Linked DNA regions of Homo sapiens: region 2 is linked to region 1. Evidence: read pairs that join two places in POLR2A ChIA-PET (ENCODE). Cell type or tissue: PC-9. All regions are shown on one strand. Each heading gives the region's core, and the rest is flanking DNA. Links, peaks and the distances in the headings are about the cores only. Region 1 overlaps ARMH1 (armadillo like helical domain containing 1). Region 2 overlaps RNF220 (ring finger protein 220).

Region 1 (4,384 bases), core at 136-4,135:
ATCCAATAGCTGTGTAACCTTGGGAAGCATACTTAATCTCTCTGTGCTTTATTGTTGTATCTTGAAAAACATAAAAATACGTATCTTTACCATTCATTCATGGAAACATTTGAATACCTAATATGTACCAGGGTTTGTACTCTTATGGTTATTTTGTTGTTATTGCTGTTGTTTTGTTGTTTTTTTTTTGAGACAGAATCTTGCTCTGTCACCCAGGCTGGAGTGCAGTGGCGAGATCTCGGCTCAATGCAACCTCCGCCTCCTAGGTTCAAGTGATTTTCATGCCTCAGCCACTCAAGTAGCTGGGATTATGGGCACATGCCACTACCCCTGGCTAATTTTTTTGTATTCTTAGTAGAGACGGGGTTTTGCTGTGTTGGCCGGGCTGGTCTCAAACTCCTGGCCTCAGGTGATCCGCCTGCCTCGGCCTCCCAAAATGGTGGAATTACAGGCGTGAGCCACCATGCCTGGCCTCTTATGGTTATTTTGAGAAGTAAATGAGGTGATGTATGGAAAGTGGCTGGCACATAGAAGTTCTCAATAAATAGGCCGGGTGCGGTGGCTCATGCCTGTAATCCCAGCACTTTGGGAGGCCGAGGCGGGTGGATCACGAGGTCAGGAGATCGAGACCATCCTGGCTAACGCAGCGAAACCTCGTCTCCACTAAAAAATATAAAAAATTAGCCGGGCATGGTGACAGGCGCCTGTAGTCCCAGCTACTTGGGAGGCTGAGGCAGGAGAATGGTGTGAACCCGGGAGGCAGAGCTTGCAGTGAGCTGAGATTGCGCCACTGCACTCCAGCCTGGATGACAGAGCGAGATTCCGTCTCAAAAAAAAAAAAAAAAAAGTTCTCAATAAATAAAAGCTCCTGGCCGGGTGCAGTGGCTCATGCCTGTAATCCCAGCACTTTGGGTGGCTGAGGTGAGAGGATCGCTTGAGGCCTGGAGTTCAAGACCAGCCTGGGCAACATAGTGAGACCTCGTTTCTGCAAAAAATTAAAAAGTTAGATGGATGTAGTAGTGCACACTTGTGGTCCTAGCTACTTGGGAGGTTGAGGAGGGAGAATATCTTGAGCCCAGGAGTTTGAGGCCACAGTGAGCTATGATGGTACCACTGCACTCCAGCCTGAGCAGCAAAGCAAGACCCTGCCTCAAAAAAAAAAAACCCAGCAAAAACAACCAACCAAATACTACGACTATTCAGTTTAGTTTCTTAGAAGAAGGACATTCCTCAGGGTGATTTCTGTTTAGCCAGGAAGCATCACATAAGACTGGGAGCCAGAGCCAGCTCTGGACCCAGGCAGATTCTCGTAACCGTTCAGGCACCCTAGGCACCCTGTGGTTGACGCAAGGCATAGGTGTGACTGACATTTTCTGAACCAGCATCTTCCATCTGCCAAGGCTGTCTCAGACACTCAACATCAAGGCTCTTTGTGACTAAGAGAAAGCTTTTGAGAGCTGATATGTCTGGCTCTCGGTGCCCCCTTCTGCAATCTGGAGGCTCCCTACCTTCATACTGGACTTCCAGGTGCATCGTGCCCAGCACCTTCAGCACGCAGTCCACGATGCTGGGGTGTGTGGTCCCAATGATTGGCTGACCAGACAGACAACAGGACAAGGTGGTTAGTCTTTTTTTTTTTTTTAAAGATGGATTCCCGGCCGGGTGCGGTGGCTCACGCCTGTAATCCCAGCACTTTAGGAGGCCGAGGTGGGCAGATCACGAGGTCAGGAGATCCAGACCATCCTGGCTAACAAAGTGAAACACTGTCTCTACTAAAAATGCAAAAAATTAGCTGGGCGTGGTGCCAGGCGCCTGTAGTCCCAGCTACTCCTGAGGCTGAGGCAGGAGAATGGCGTGAACCCGGGAGGCAGAGCTTGCAGTGAGCCGAGATCGCGCCACTGCACTCCAGCCTGGGAAACAGAGCCGTCTCAAAAAAAAGAAAAGAAAAAAGAAAAAGATGTATTCCCACTCTGTCACCCAGGCTGGAGTGCAGTGGCGCGATCTCGGCTCACTGCAACCTCCGCCTCCTGGGCTCAAACGATTCTTCTGCTTCAGCCTCTGAGTAGCTGGGATTACAGGTGCCCGCCACCATGCCCAGCTAATTTTTTTTTTTTTTTTTTTAGTAGAGACGGAGTTTCCCCATGTTGACCAGGCTGGTCTCGAGTTCTTGACCTCAAGTGATCCACCCGTTTCAGCCTCCCAAAGTGCTGGGATTACAGGCATGAGCCACTGTGCCCGCCCAAGGTGGTTAGTCTTTAGATCTTGTCTACCTGTTAGAAAGGAAACGCAGACTTCCAAACAGCCAGGTGCCTGGGTGAATGGGGAGAGGGAGGGAGGGCAGTGGTGAGTCACTGGGCCTAGGCTGAGGCTGCCACTGAACTCTCTAGCTCAGGAGGCATTAAATGAGGCTACCTGCTAGAGGTGCAGGAACAAGGCCGGCTACTCTGATTGGGGGAGAGAGGACACAGGGCAAGGAGAATGGAACTCATTCAAGATCCTAAAATCTTCTCTTCCTCAGGAACCTCATCCCATCAGACAGCCCCCTTTTTCCTCTCTCCTCAAACTTTACCCATGCATTGGTTCTTTTCTTTTAGCATTAAACATCCTCAAGCTCATCCATATTTAACAACATCGTCCTTCAACTCTGTCTTCTCCTTTGCTATTGCTCTTTTTTCCCTTTACATCTAAGCCTCCCAAGAGAAGCCACTTCTTCATCCCCTATTCATCCTTTGATGGGCTGCTGCGATTTAATTTTTCCTGCCATAGACAGTCTCCTAACTCACCAAAACTTTTCCTGCTGGGACTATCTTTCTATTCTACCCTTACTGAATGACTTTGTTGCATCTGACCCCAGCTGATCATGTCCTCCTTACGGAAACTCTTTTCCCTTGATTTTCCAACCCTATTTTTCTTCTATCACTGTCATTGCCCTCTTTCTTTTTCTTTTCTTTTCTTTTTTTTTTTTTTTTTTGAGATGGAGTCTCGCTGTGTCTCCAGGCTGGAGTGCAGTGGCACAATCTTGGCTCACTGCAACCTCCGCCTCCTGGATTCAAGCAATTCTCCTGCCTCAGCCTCCCGAGTAGCTGGGATTACAGGCACACACCACCACGCCCAGCTAATTTTTGTATTTTTAGTAGAGACAGAGTTTCACCATGCTGGCCAGGCTGATCTTGAACTCCTGACCTCATGATCCACCCACCTCGGCCTCCCAAAGTGCTGGGATTACAGGAGTAAGCCACTGCGCCCGGCCCTGTCATTGCCCTTTTTTGAAGAGGCAGAGTGGTATGTGGAAAGAATAAGGACGTAGGAGAGGGTGGATTTAAATTCTCGATTGGTAAACACCTTTTACTTAGCATGCGGCCTTGGGTAAGTCACTTAACACACTTTCCTGAGCTCAGCTCCACCATCTTTGAAAAAGGGAGAATAGTATCTGCCTCCGTCAGCTATAGTGAAGACTAAGAGAGAGCGTGTAGATAAGCCCCTAACACAGTGGCTGGCATGTATGAGGCACTTAATAACTGGGAACTGTGGAAATAAGATAATAATGATAATCTGATCTGTTTTTAAAATTGTTTTAGAGACAGGGTCTCACTCTATCACTCAGGCTGGAGTGCAGTGGTGCCATCATAGCTCATTGCAGCCTCGAACTCCTGGGCTCACACGATCCTCCCACCACAGCCTCCCGAGCAGCTGGGACTATAGGCACATGCCACCACAGCCAGTTATTATTATTTTTGAATTTGCCTTTTTTTTTTTTTGACACGAGTCTCACTTTTTTGCCCAGGGAGTACAGTGGCATGATCTTGGCTCACTGTAACCTCTGCCTCTCAGGCTAAGCCATCCTCTGAACTCAGCCTCCCAAGTAGCTGGGATTACAGGTGTGCACCACCATGCCCAGCTAATTTTTGTATTTTTAGTAGAGACAGGGTTTCATCATGTTGGCCAGGCTGATCTCAAACTCCTGACCTCAAGTGATCCACCCACTGCAGTCTCCCAAAGTGCTGGGATTACAGGCCTGAGCCACTGCACCCGGTCTGATGGTTCATCTTAAAGCCACTTTTTAAGCCTCTATCCCCTCTTTACTAGGTACGATGTCTTCGTATGCTCACCGTGCCCCAAATTCGGTTTTCACTTGCATCCGAGGGTACTGTCTGAGAGAAGGGCAAAAGCCAACAAGAAAAAAAAAAAAGCCTTCCCCAGCACTGGAGATCTGGCCTCTTCACTTACATGCTGTCTACAAATGCACCATTATTCTTTCCCTATCAAATCGACTCCTTTAATCTTTTCTACAGCCCTTTCATCATCCTTGTTGCTTGTCTCAACCACTTTTAAGTCTGCCAACATCTTTCTGATCCTTAAGTAAACAGGACAAATCACTCTGCTG
Region 2 (4,384 bases), core at 219-4,218, 50 kb after region 1:
GCTTGTACCCACTACCCCCACCTCATCTGTGAGGACTGACCAGGCCTCTCTCCCCAGGGCTGCATCGTAATCCGATACACAGCCCCGTGGCACATGGTCTTCTTCTCCGAGTCACTGGGTATCCCTTCACTTCGTGTTTTGGCCCAGAAGCTGCTCGAGCTGCTCTTTGATTATGAGATTGAGAAGGAGCCCCTGCTCTTCCATGTCTTCAGCAACGGTGGCGTCATGCTGTACCGCTACGTGCTGGAGCTCCTGCAGACCCGTCGCTTCTGCCGCCTGCGTGTGGTGGGCACCATCTTTGACAGCGCTCCTGGTGACAGCAACCTGGTAGGGGCTCTGCGGGCCCTGGCAGCCATCCTGGAGCGCCGGGCCGCCATGCTGCGCCTGTTGCTGCTGGTGGCCTTTGCCCTGGTGGTCGTCCTGTTCCACGTCCTGCTTGCTCCCATCACAGCCCTCTTCCACACCCACTTCTATGACAGGCTACAGGACGCGGGCTCTCGCTGGCCCGAGCTCTACCTCTACTCGAGGGCTGACGAAGTAGTCCTGGCCAGAGACATAGAACGCATGGTGGAGGCACGCCTGGCACGCCGGGTCCTGGCGCGTTCTGTGGATTTCGTGTCATCTGCACACGTCAGCCACCTCCGTGACTACCCTACTTACTACACAAGCCTCTGTGTCGACTTCATGCGCAACTGCGTCCGCTGCTGAGGCCATTGCTCCATCTCACCTCTGCTCCAGAAATAAATGCCTGACACCTCCCCACAACCTGCAATCTGTCGGGCACTCTTCTCGTTCAACTCCCTGTAGCCCTTTGGGACTTTGCGGTCCCCTAAGTAGAAAATTCCTATGGGCCTGTCTCCTGGGGGCCTCTGTCTGCTGGTGGTCTGCTTACCACAGAATCCTAAGGGGCAGGAGTGCCTGGGCATGTGTCTGTGGGAGCCTTGCAGTCAGTTGTGTTTGGACAAGTGCAACAGTCAGGCTGCTGATTCCTGTGGCATGCAGGCTGTAGAGGTTGACAAATGGAGGGGGGTGTTGAGGGTGAGCCCTAGTTGATTTTTTAAAATTTAAACTCTGGTAAGAACATTTAATATGAGACCTACTCTCTTTTTTTCTTTACTTATTTATTTATCTATTTATTTCAAGACAGGGTCTCACTCTGTCACCTAGGCTGGGGTGCAATGGTGCAATCATGGCTCACTGCAGCCTCAACCTCCCAGGCTCAAGTGATCCTCCCACCTCAGCCTCCCAAAGTGCTAGGATTACAGGCATGAGTCACCGCGCCTGGCCAAGATCACCTAACAAAATTGTAAGTGTGTACGATACTTAAAATTTAAGAGATTATGTGCACGGCAGACCTCTAGAACTGAATAGTCTTGCATCTTGCATAATTCAGAACTTCATCATCTTGCATAACTGAAACTTTGTGCCTGTTACCAGAGTTGAGTTTTGATTCCTTGAATGGAAGGTGACCTTTGTGGGGAGATGCCAGAGGGAAGGTATATCGGTCAGGGGTAGCGTCAGGCTGCGGATAGGGGCTATGATCTTTGCTCCAGCAGGGCGAAGCCCTACAGTGTAAAGTACCATTCACATGGCTCCCACTTGGCAGTTCACTCAGAGAGGCTCCTCTGACCCCATTGCCTGGGAGTCTGAGGTAGAAGCCAGATGAGGAGCTGAGGTTAGGGGCCTGCCTGGCTCTACCACACTTTGCTAGGAAGCCGCTGGGTCTGGGAAAGTTGCAAGCTGAAAGTTGCCAGAGACAGTGGGGGGCAGGAAGGCAGCAGCATTGTAACAGGAGCTGGGATGAGCTAACTCCCAAGCCCTAAAGACCAGAACCAGGGTAAGGGGATTTGGGCTGAAATAGCAAACTCCTTCATCTTCTGGAAGGGAGACCCACTTAGATACTCTCTAGGCAGAAGAGGTGAATTCAGCCTGATAGTTCAGTATCATTGATCATTCTAGAAGTCACTACTGCACAATGTTGGCATATAGTAGGTATTCAATAAATATTTGATTGAATGAGCTTACCGTGGTGATCACGGGGCTTAGGGGGCAGTGAAGGAGATGGCTAGAAAAGCTCTGGATGGGAGCTGACTCTTGGGGATGATGGATCCTTTGTCCCCAGAGCCGCGTTCTGTCTGCATCCCATCAGTCCTTGGTGAGTCCCCACTATGGTGGCAGGGATTCCCATGCTGTGTGGCTGCATTCCTAGCCATGGCCAACAGGTGGCAGTGCAGCCTGTGCCATGAGACAGCTCAAGGCTCCCACAGCAGGGCGGGCTTCAGTGGAATGCCCTCACTCTGGGTTAATGGCCCCTTTTAGAGACCATATGGCCCCCAGGGTGGCAGTAACCAGCCATCAAGGACCTACTGAGTCCAAGCTTGTGGGAGGGGAGACTAAAGACATCAAAGAAGTCGGCCTGACAGGAACTGGGCATTAAGAGCCTCCTCTTCATCTCTCCGTTGCCCTCACCTACCCACTCTTCTCTTCCAAACCTGTTTCTTTCCCAAACCCTCAGCCATCGCTGGAGCTGTTCCACCCGCCTCGACAGAGGCTGTGTACATCCCCAGGATCCCTGTGTTCAGGATATTGGGTGCCATCAAACTGGGCGTGGAGCTGTGAAGGGCCTTTGCTGGGCTCCAAGGGGGACTTGTCTGTGCTTCATCTGGGTGCAAAGGGTGGCAGGAGCTGCCAACTGGACCCAATTCTGAGGAATTCACTGTGGGTATCCCAGAGAAAATGGGCAACTAAGGCTGGGGATTTGGGCAGATGGGCCTGGTGTGCAAGGTGTCAAAGCAAGTCTGGAGTCATGGGGCTACTCTGGGGCCTTGACTGTTTTTCTCCAAACAGCTTTCTGTTGTGGGTGAAGACTTACATGTAACTTTTAGCACCTGCCTGGGAGGCATCTAGGAAGCTGAGCTACCTCACTGGCAGTGGGGAGCTGTGGGGGTCAAAGTGCCATCTCTCCAGCCTTGGTTCTCTGAGCACATGGGAGACTTGAAGGTCCATCCTGGATAATAGGGTTTCCATTCTTTCCATTTGAGAATCTAGGCAGTAGCTACACTGGGATGATGGTCACTAGAGATACATTTGGAGAATAGAACAAAAGCCTGGGAGGCTGATAGGGTGATCCCACTGTGGTCTCTGGTATGTTTCAGGGGACCAGAAAGGGATAGAGGCCTGGGGCTTGTGTTTGTACCCAAGCTTGTGGCCACTCCTAGCCTAGGTTGGGGGATAGAGCTTGCATCCCCTCTGTACCCCCAAGCTCTGACCTCTTCTGTGATTAATGAGCTGACGATTCTGCATCGATAAAGAATTAACCTAGAGCCCCTACCCATCAATAGTCAGGAGCCCAGATCCCCAGCCCCACCCCCCTCCAAACCAAATGCTCCACGGCCCCAGAGCAGACCAACCCTGCACAGTGTCATACACCTATAGCTAAGTCCTTTCCCCCATCCTGCCACCAGGAATTAACCCCTTAACTGCCTCAGCCCACCTCCCCTAGTTAGCTCCCCCACCACCCCACACACATAACACACAGGCAGCAACTGTTTATACTGGTTTAATCCATGTCAAATGTAGTTTACAAAGGGAAAGGACAAGTACCTTTGTATAGAATATACAGACACAGCATCACACCACAGGGCCCACGGGAGGGTCGGGGAGACGACACTTTTTCCCTGGGAAAGGCAGCTCTAATCCCAGGAATGGTTCTCAGCAGAGGCTGGGTGGCCAGGAGCACTGTCCTCTAGCCCCCTAACTCAGCCTCTGCTTCAGCTCGGTTCCCATTTCCTGCCTCTACCCCCCAACTCCTTATAAAGAGCCCCATGAGCTAAGACTAAGGAGAGGATCATGTCCCTTGGGGCGTGTGCCCCATGTCTGGGAGAAGAAATATACACCACTGAACACCGAGCACATGGGAGAGGGAAGGGACACCACAGGAGAGAGAGAGGCAGGTACCCCAAGAGGTGGATGGGCCGAGCTCCCAGCCAACCCTGAAGGAGGCGCTGCTTCCAGGGGTTCTTAAAAAAGAAGAAAATCATACAACCAAAGGGGGAGGGGACAGGTAGAGGGCGAGGAGTTGTCCCATTTATACACAACATTGTAAACATACACGGTCTATATTACATGTGCTTCAGTCTGGTGTTTGCATGTCTGTCTGTCCGTCTGTCAGTATGGGGGCTGGATCTTAGGAGCCGTGCCCCACTACTCCCCCAACCCCCACCTCCCTGCCCCACCCTGGGAACAGAGCTGGAACAGGTATGGCCCCCAAACCATAGGTGGGAGCCAGCAGGTAGTGCCTGGGCCACAGCCTCTACTCTGGCTCCAGAGTCCTGCGTGTGTAAATGTGTGTGTGTGTACGCATGTTTGAGTATGTGCATGTATG

Evidence for each region. ChIA-PET counts read pairs that join two places held together with the same protein. Peaks named below come from ENCODE experiments on the same cell type or tissue, not always from the same donor. Only the 100,000 strongest peaks of a DNase experiment are listed, where the experiment ranks them.
Region 2: POLR2A ChIA-PET joins it to region 1 with 14 read pairs; 8 of 35 experiments call an interaction of 5 or more read pairs at or near these places.

Annotation. Positions count from the first base shown.
Region 1 is chr1:44,701,298-44,705,681 of GRCh38, reverse strand. ARMH1 (armadillo like helical domain containing 1) reads right to left here. Exons shown (of 12, transcript NM_001145636.2): 6 at 1,509-1,593. LOC105378690 (a long non-coding RNA gene) reads left to right here. Exons shown (of 5, transcript XR_007066059.1): 4 at 4,087-4,384. Among named protein-coding and RNA genes, the nearest start is that of RNU5F-1, 18 kb to the left of the region's middle. In PC-9, for the core only: no CTCF peak of the experiment used is centred there; a DNase peak (open chromatin) is centred at 2,301.
Region 2 is chr1:44,650,883-44,655,266 of GRCh38, reverse strand. It overlaps RNF220 (ring finger protein 220), which reads right to left. Exons shown (of 15, transcript NM_018150.4): 15 at 3,544-4,384. TMEM53 (transmembrane protein 53) reads left to right here. Exons shown (of 3, transcript NM_024587.4): 3 at 58-2,020. The coding sequence ends at 708. Among named protein-coding and RNA genes, the nearest start is that of SNORD145, 18 kb to the left of the region's middle. In PC-9, for the core only: CTCF peaks have their summits at 2,023 and 2,238 (motif pointing right); a DNase peak (open chromatin) is centred at 2,226.